Regions from separate parts of the Homo sapiens genome. Here region 2 is linked to region 1. Evidence: read pairs that join two places in POLR2A ChIA-PET (ENCODE). Cell type or tissue: GM12878. All regions are shown on one strand. Each heading gives the region's core, and the rest is flanking DNA. Links, peaks and the distances in the headings are about the cores only. Region 1 overlaps FAM53B (family with sequence similarity 53 member B). Region 2 overlaps OAT (ornithine aminotransferase).

Region 1 (4,385 bases), core at 192-4,191:
TGTGGTTTGCTCGGCCGTTCCCTGGGTACTCTTGCTACCTTCCATATTGAAGGAAGTGGACCCCGAACTGGAGCCATATAGGACAGATGGGGAATGCTGCTGCTTCAGGCCCTCCACCACAAGGCTTCCTTGTGTCATTAAAATACATACTGTCCTTTCCCACTACCTGTGGGACTGGTGTTTGTGATAGCCCTGGAATGTGAGCACCAGGAAACACTGAATGTCACTCACCTCCTTGGACCCCTTGCCTCTGCAGGTGAAGCCACTGAGGCCAGAGGAGGGAAGTGGCTGGCCATGGTCACCCAGGGTTATCACCGTGGGTGACAGGCTGGGACCAGATGTGAGTGCAGCTGTGGGCCGGGCCCCTTCTTCTCTCTAAGGCTGTGGCCACAGCCTCCTCTGACACCTGACAACAGCATGAACTCAGCCCATCCCGGTGTTGCCCAGGGCCTCAGTTTCCTGATCTGTGAATTGGGCATGAGTTCCTTGCTCAGTTCACCCCTGGGCACGGCTGGATGTGAACGTATTGTGCACATGGTAAGACCCTGGCTAGTCCTAAGCCCTGGTATTATGGTTGACACCTACTGAGTAGAAACAGTTGGGAATTGATAGCTTTTCCCTCTGCGGGTTTTCATAACCATTGCTGGACACCGGCAGGGACAAACTTGGGAAAGTCTTGGGACCCAAGTGGAAGAGAGGACTATAAATGAAAAACTAGAGGGGATAATTCCAGCCTCAAAAGCATGCTCGTGCTTATCACACTTTGATGTTGGCTTTGAAATTCTCCAGGTATGCCCTTTGGAAAGGGACTCCTGGAGGGCAGGGGCCTCGCTTCCTGGCCCCTGAGTTCACATTGCTCAGGAGAGCACCTGGTGGACCACAGATGCTTCACAGATGGGGGACAAATAAAGGAACCAGCAAGCAAAGGCTGTCTGGGTTGAGAACCGCCCTCAGTCGCAGTTGTCCTGACGCTGGGGCTGGCGTGAACGTTCCAGGCCCAGTCATAGTAGACAGCAGGGGTGGCGTGTCCCCGCCATGTGCCAGTGCCCAGTCACTGCCGACCTGAGGCAGGGGCTAGACATCTGTGGGGCTCTGCTGACCTTGACCCTCCAGAGCAGGCAGGCCCCAGGGTCGGAAGTCAGCTGACAGTCTCCACAGTGCTCCCCTGAGGAGGAAATGAGGAGGCCGCTGGGCCTCACTGTCTCGGAGGTGGGGGTGGCAGGGGAGAGCAGCAGGAGGAGTGGGGTGCATAGTCCAGGTCCCTGGTGCCGTGTGTGGGATTGTGATTCCGTCCAGCGGCTGGGCTCCCTGCTACAGTGCCTGCAGTTCAGCAGTGAGGGGCCACAGCATGCCTTTATACTGCCTCCCCTGGCAGCCCTCTTAGCTTCATCCCTGCCTGTCCTGTGTAGCTGGGAGGACAGAGCAGAGCAGGCTCAGGAGGATGCCAGGCAGCACCCTCTGCTCAGCCGCACCCCTCCAGCCTCCTTCTGCACCTTTGGGAAGGTGCAGAGGGAAATGGAACACGAGGGAACTGAGTTAGGGCCCTGGGGCCTCAGCTCCTGGAAAAGGCTAGCAGCAAGGCCACAACAGAGCGTCTGAGGGCAAGGTGGTGGCCACCTGGCTCTGTCTCCCTGTGGCACAAAGGGAGAAACCGAGGCCGGCAAGGACAGAAGGCTTGGCTTTGCCCCTGTGCTGAGTGCAGCTGGCCCTGCCTTGCTGCCACCTTTGCTGCAGTGGCTTTGGCTTTGGGGTGGTTTGGGCAGGAAGTGGCCTCTGAAGGGAGATTGGGGGGCTCCCAGTGTCTGGCGTGGCTAATTCACATGCGTGGAGCCTCTCGGTGTGACTCAGCGCCCGTGAGTCCTCGCATTTCTTTTTTCTTTGTTGTCTTAGGTTTGTTTTCATTCTCGTTGAAGGCAAGAGGGGGGTTTCAGAGTTTAGGGCACAGAAAATCCACTTTAGGATGAACCCTTTCTTTTCAAACACATCTCTCTCTCGAAACAAATGGCTGATGGCAAAGGAATATTGGCCTCCTAGCAGGGCTGGGGACATTGTACTGGGGAAATAGTCTGGAAATTGGTCATCTGCAGAAGTAGTTTTCCTTCTGGAGGAGGAATGCCTCACTCTGGGAGGCATTAGGTGGAAGAAAACAGCGCCTCTGGAGTCCTGGGGTTAGGGTTCAGCTCTCGGCTTCGCTGTGCTCTGGCCAGGTAAACTCTGAGCTGCAGCGTCCTCATTTGTAAAGTGGAGATGAGAAGAATAACTTGCCTCACAGGGTTGGTGTGAAGATCACATAGGCCAAAGGGTGTAGAGCGCCTAGCACATCTGGCCACACTGTGCGTGCTTGGCAGATGGCAGCTGCTGTCATCACCATCATCACCATAACCACCGTTACTTTCAGCGTCACAAGCACCACTGCCAAAACCACCATCATTGTCATCATCCAGCGTGGAGGGTCCAACTGGAACGCTTAGAAGACCTAGGCTCATGCCTGGTTCTCAGATTCAGGGTAGACGACACCTGTCCCGCGATGACCTGGGCCTCTTTTACCTTTGGCCTCCTCCAACCGATAGAGAGTCCTTCCTTGGAGGGAGAGGTCTGCCTCCTTAGTGCTTACTCTGGGAGCAGGGCACAGCCTACAGTATTGTAAAATTATCCTATACTTAATTATATTACTAAGAATATCCCAGCTCCATTAGGGAGATAAGTCATCTGATCGATAATTATGTCATCTGTACCTGTCGCCAGCTTGTCTTGTTATGACGTTAGTTTTACTGCTAGAAATATCTAGTAGATGGCTGGAAATCTGCAGGCAAAGTGCAGAGGGAGTGAGCCTGCGAGGAGAGGGCCTGGGCAAGTGACTGCCCTGGGCCGCAGAGTTCTTATCTAAAAAATGGGAACAGTAGTGTCTTCCTAAAGGCACCATGGACTTAAAATGAATGGCGCGTTTCCTGGGACTTATGTATATTTGGTTGCTTATGGGGACTTACGTATATTTGGTTGCTTTTGGGGACTTATGTATATTTGGTTGCTTTTGGGGTCTGAAGGAGTACAAAGAATCAAGTGCACACTTCCCAGTGTGTGAGGGAGACCAGGGACACCGCCAGCCTGAGTTCTGGGTAGGGCAGCTCTCTGGCAGTAAGCCCTCCATCTTACAGGGGGACACTCTGCATGGAAGGCGGCCTTTATCCAGCTGTGAGAAAGCAGACTGAGGCTTGGTCTGGAAGCTCGTTTAGAACAGGCATTGTCCACATCCTTGCAGTGGCTGGGATTTTGGCAATACCTTGTGTTATGCGACGGAGGGCAGACATGTTGGGAGAAACAGCTGCTGACTTGCCTGGAGGTGGGGCCGGCCAGGCCTGCTGTTTCTCTTTCCCACCATGGCTTTGTTGCCTGGGCCAGCCTGCCCTGTAGCACCCTCTCTACCCCATCCTCCATTCTGCTTGGTCAGATGGGTGGTCAGAGGGTGCCAAGCTGGTCCAACAATAGCAGGAAGGCCTCTGCCAGGGTTAGTTTGCTGCCATCTACTGAGACAACAATATTTTTTCTTGGAAGACATGGAAACTTCGAAATAATCCAGGCTGGTTTCCTTACTCCCAGGTTAGAGGTTGAAGAGGTAGGTGCAGAAGGTTCTAGCTGGAGCCTATACGTTTCAGAACTGGAAGGGACCTGTCATTATGTACCTGGTGAAACAGGCCTAGAGAGTTGCAGTCCTTTGCCCTGGGTCACTTAGAAAGTTAGCTGATGATGGGGCAGTGACCAGACCTGGCCTTCCACTGCTGCTGTTGCCTGCCTTTGGCAGTCTGCCCAGCAGGCCTGCAGCTGCTTCTGCAAGTCAGTAGGATACAGCTCTCATCCCCCACCAGTTTCATCCTGTCTCCCGCAAGTGGCTCGCTTGTTGTGGCAAGCACTTTCCACCACCAGTCTCTCCAGTGACGCTGCACATTCGTTAAGGGCTGGGACGGTGCTTTCTCTTCTCAGGGCGGCTTCCCACAATTGCTAATCCCGGCCAGACCCCTTAGCAGCAAAAGGAGCCCCGAACAGGCGGGACAGGTGGACTAGCTCTGAGTTCTGTTTCATCTGTAGGACCTTGGGCAAGTTACTTAACCTTTCTGAGCCTGTTTGCTCATCTGCAAAGCAAAAAAGAGCACCTTTAGGGGCTTGTTGGTGCACGCACCATGCCTGGCCCATTGTGAGGGCATGGTGGAGGGCTCTGCTGTTGCATTTCTAGTGGGTTCTCCCTCGTGAAGCCCCATGGCAATTATTCTTGAGGTCTCATGGCATTCCTATGAGGCAGGCAGGACGAGGTCATTATTGCCATTTTACAGATGGGGGAGGCTCCCAAGGAGCGGGGAGATGTGTGATGATGTTATGGCAGGTGGTGGAGA
Region 2 (4,385 bases), core at 274-4,273, 240 kb after region 1:
TTTTGTTTGGGAATCTCATATATGTGTGTGTGTGTGTGTGTGTGTGTGTGTGTGTGTGTGTGTGTATGTATTTATGTATGTATGTATATGTTGGTCTAATTCAACTTGCTGTGAACACTTTAAAGCTATTATAAGTTAACATTTTTTTCCTAGTCTTTTTGCCTTTCACCTTTGTTTATGATAAATTTGACCTACAGAAGTTTTAGATATTTGTGGCTAAATAAAAGATTTTAGGCTGGGCACAGTGGCTCACACCTTTAATTCGAAAACTTTGGGAGGCCGTGGTGGGCGGACTGCTTGAGCCCAGAGGGATGGACAGTTCCTCTGTCTCCTGCCCCATGCCTAGTCTCTGGCAGTCTTCTCTGATTTGGTCTCCCTGCCTCTGGTCTCTGCCCTACAGTTGTAGCTGTCTCATAGCATTGTGCCTGATGGTATCGGACTGTGGTAGGTGCTTAACAAATACTTAGTGTTTAGCAGGTACTCAGTCAACACACAGTGCATTAGCTCTGGAAAGAGTCTTACTCTTATTGATTGGTTGGTTGATTGATTGCCTGATTGACAGGGTATCACTCTGTTGCCCAGGCTGGCCTCAAACTCTTGGGCTCAAGTGATCCTCCCGCCTCAGCCTCCTGAGCAGCTGGGGGCTACAGGCACAAACCACCACACCTGACTCAAGATTCTCACTCTTTTTTTTTCTTTTATAGAGACTATGTTGCCTAGGCTGGTCTTTAACTCCTCGGCTCAAGCGATCCTCCCATCTTGGCCTCCCAAGGTGCTGGAATTACAGATGTGAGCTATCACGCCTGGCCATTTTTTTTTTCTTGAGACTGGGCCTTTCTTTGTCTCCCAGGTTGGAGTACAGTGGCACAATCTCAGCTCACTGCAGCCTCAACTTCCGGGCTCAAGCAATCCTCCCACCTCAGTCTCCTGAGTAGCTGGGACTGCAGATGCATACCACTACACCCAGCTAATTTTTCAATTTTTTTTAGTGATGGAGTCTTGCTCTGTTGCCCAGGCTGGTCTCAAACTCCTGGGCTCACGTGATCCTTTGACCTCAGCCTCCCAAAGTGCTGAGATTATAGGCATAAGCCAAGGATTCTCACTCTTAATGCATTCTCTTTTCTTTGGACAGATCTGTGGTTTTTCTACTTGAAGGACACAATGTTTTCCAAACTAGCACATTTGCAGAGGTTTGCTGTACTTAGTCGCGGAGTTCATTCTTCAGTGGCTTCTGCTACATCTGTTGCAACTAAAAAAACAGTCCAAGGCCCTCCAACCTCTGATGACATTTTTGAAAGGGAATATAAGTATGGTGCACACAACTACCATCCTTTACCTGTAGCCCTGGAGAGAGGAAAAGGTACGTTTCAAATTAATCCGTCTTTTCCCTTTTCTTGAAACCTTTTATAAAAAAAAATTGCTTCCATATTTTCACAATATACATTTTTCTAGATGTGTTTAATGTGTATATTGCAGACATGGTTAATTCTTCTTCTTCTTTTTTTTTTTTTTTTTTTGAGACGGAGTCTCACTCTGTCACCCAGGCTGGAGTACAGTGGCACAATCCCAGCTCACTGCAACCTCTGCCTCCCAGGTTCAAGCGATTCTTCTGCCTCAGCCTCCTGAGTAGCTGGGACTACAGGCGTGCGCCACCACACCCAGCTAATTTTTGTATTTTTAGTAGAGATGGGGTTTCACCATGTTGGCCAGGCTGGTCTCAGACTCCTGACTTTGTGATCCTCCCACCTTGGCCTCCCAAAGTGCTGGGATTACAGGTGTGAGCCACCACGCCTGGCCAGTTAATTCATTTATTGAGTGTCTAGTGCTGCTGTGTTAGGTGCTATGGAGGCTTCAAAGAGGAACCATTGTCTTTGTCATGTAGACCTTACCAAGAGGGAATGCAAGAGAAATAAGGAAAGTACTATCATATTGCTGTCATTTTTTTCTTTTAACTTTTATTTTGGCATAGTTTTAGACTTAAGAAAAGTTGTAACAAATAGTACTGACATTTTCCTTTTATACTTCTCCCAGATTTTCCAAGTGCTAACTTTTTGCTGCTTTGGTCTTAGTGTGTTCACTCCCTTCTCTTCTCCCCCCGCCGCCTGCATATTCTACATTGTTTTCTGAACTGTTTTGAGAGGAAGTTGCAGACATGACATCTCTTCTTCTTTTTTTTTTTTTTTTTTTTTTTTTGAGACGGAATGTCGCTTTGTCACCCAGGCTGGAGTGCAATGGTGGGATCTCGGCTCACTGCAACCTCTACCTCTCGGTTTCAAGTGATTCTCTTGCCTCAGCCTCCCGAGGAGCTGGGACTACAGGCCCACGCCACCACGTCCAGCTAATTTTTGTATTTTTAGTAGAGACAGGGTTTCATCATGTTGGCCGGGCTGGTCTCGAACTCCTGACCTCAGGTGATCCACCCACCTCAGCCTCCCAAAGTGCTGGATTACAGGCGTGAGCCACCGCGCCCCGCCACATGACATCTCTTTACCCATAAATACTTAGTGTGTCTTTCCAAAAACGCAATGACTTTTTGAGATAGGGTCTCATTCTGTTGCCCAGGCTGGAGTTCAGTGGTGTGATCATGGCTCACTGCAGCCTGGAACTCCCGGCTTCAGGTGATTTTCCCACCTCAGCTTCCCAAGTAGCTGGGACTACAGGTGTGCCTTACCATGCCTGGCTTATTTTTTGTAGAGATTAGATTTTGCTATGTTGCCCAGGGTGATCTTGAACTCCTGGTCTCAAGTGATCCTACCACTCAGCCTCCCACAGTGCTGGGATTGCAGGTGTGAGCTACTGTGCCCAGCTGACTTTCTCTTTTATAACCATAGAGTAATTGTAAAAATCAAGAACTTAACACTGGTACAGCACCATTAGTCTAGAGACCTAATCCAGATGTCATTTGTTCTCTTTTATAACAAAAGAAAAACCTCCGATGAGTTGCATTCAGTTGTCATGTTTAGTCTTCTTTAACCCAGAACAGTTCCTCAATCCTTGGTTGTCTTGGTCTTCTTTCCCTTTGTATTAAGTATCTTGTGGGGACAGAGTGTAAAACTCTGTAAATATCCAGTTACTCATGAACTTTTACTCACAATTTCAGCATCCACTAATGATTCTTGCCTGAATAAATGATTACGGTGGTAGTTGCCAAATGGTGATTTAATCTACAATTTGGAATAAATAACAGCCTTAACCAAATAAAACCAAAGTTTATTACTTAGCTTTGTACCAGAAAATGACAATATAAGAGTATCACACATTTTGGTCATTTGCTTGTATTTTATTTGGTACCAGTACTGTAGACATATCTTCTTTTGAACTATTGAAAATCTGTTTCATATTACATGACATGGCAACCTTGTTTTTACTTTCCCACTAGCAATGTATGAGAGTGCCAATTTCTTCAGATCCTTGTCAAAAGTTGTTTTTTTAATTATAACCATCCCAGGGAGTATGAGATGGTATCTCATTGTGGTTTTAACTTGCATTTTCCTAATGATTAGTGATGTTGAACATCTTTTCATGTGTTTCTTGCCATTTGTATATCTTCTTTGAAGAAATAGCTATTCAAGTCTTTCCCCATTTTTTAAATTGGGTTGTTTGTCCTTTTGAAATTGAGTTGTAAGAATTCTGGATATTAGATCCTTATCAGACACATGATTTACAAATATTTTTTTTCCATCCTAAGGGTTATTACAGTCTACTTCTCATGATTTTTGTCTGTTATGTGTAACTTCTGCTTTTTTATTTTTAAATTTTATTTATTTTATTTTTTTTTTTTATAGGCAGGATTTTGCTCTGGTGCCCAGGCTGGAGTGCAGTGGCACAATCTCAACTCACTGCATCCTCTACCTCCCAGGCTCAAGCAATCCTCCCACCTCAGCCTCTGTAACGGGACCATACGCGCGCACTACCATGCCCAGCATTTTTCTGTAGCGTCAGGGATTTTGCCGTGTTGTCCAGGCTGATCTGGAACTCCTGGGCTCAAGCAATCCCTGCCTTGGTCTCCCAAAGTGCTAGGATTACAGGCGTGAGCCACGGCTCCCTGCCTAACTTCTGCTTTTAAATTCTAATTTTGGATCCTAAATCTTAGAATTAGGTAAAGGTTTTACTCCAGAGTTTATAACCTTTTTGTGTTATTTTTGTTAAATGTGTGTTTTGAAGCTGGGCAGATAAAATACAATTCTTAGTAATTCCTTACAAACCAAAGTTTATTATGCCTGAGCTAAAACAAGCTTTAACTACAAATATGTATTAAATAGAGGTTCATATATAGGCATTCAGAGGGCTTGCTAGCACTCTTAATTTTTGGACTTTATGCCGTATAGTAATTGTCTAAAATTATTTTCCTTTCTTATGTATTTTAGGTATTTACTTATGGGATG

The links. ChIA-PET counts read pairs that join two places held together with the same protein. Peaks named below come from ENCODE experiments on the same cell type or tissue, not always from the same donor. Only the 100,000 strongest peaks of a DNase experiment are listed, where the experiment ranks them.
Region 2: POLR2A ChIA-PET joins it to region 1 with 5 read pairs; 2 of 35 experiments call an interaction of 5 or more read pairs at or near these places.

Annotation. Positions count from the first base shown.
Region 1 is chr10:124,648,432-124,652,816 of GRCh38, reverse strand. All of the region lies in intron 4 of FAM53B (family with sequence similarity 53 member B), which reads left to right. Among named protein-coding and RNA genes, the nearest start is that of FAM53B-AS1, 53 kb to the left of the region's middle. RefSeq lists enhancers at 1,514-1,623, 3,799-3,888, 3,708-4,385 and silencers at 3,769-3,969, 3,703-3,997. In GM12878, for the core only: no CTCF peak of the experiment used is centred there; DNase peaks (open chromatin) are centred at 1,786 and 3,906; H3K27ac peaks cover 1,377 bases.
Region 2 is chr10:124,408,948-124,413,332 of GRCh38, reverse strand. It overlaps OAT (ornithine aminotransferase), which reads left to right. Exons shown (of 10, transcript NM_000274.4): 2 at 1,133-1,360; 3 at 4,368-4,385. The coding sequence starts at 1,162. Among named protein-coding and RNA genes, the nearest start is that of OAT, 7.8 kb to the left of the region's middle. In GM12878, for the core only: no CTCF peak of the experiment used is centred there; no DNase peak of the experiment used is centred there.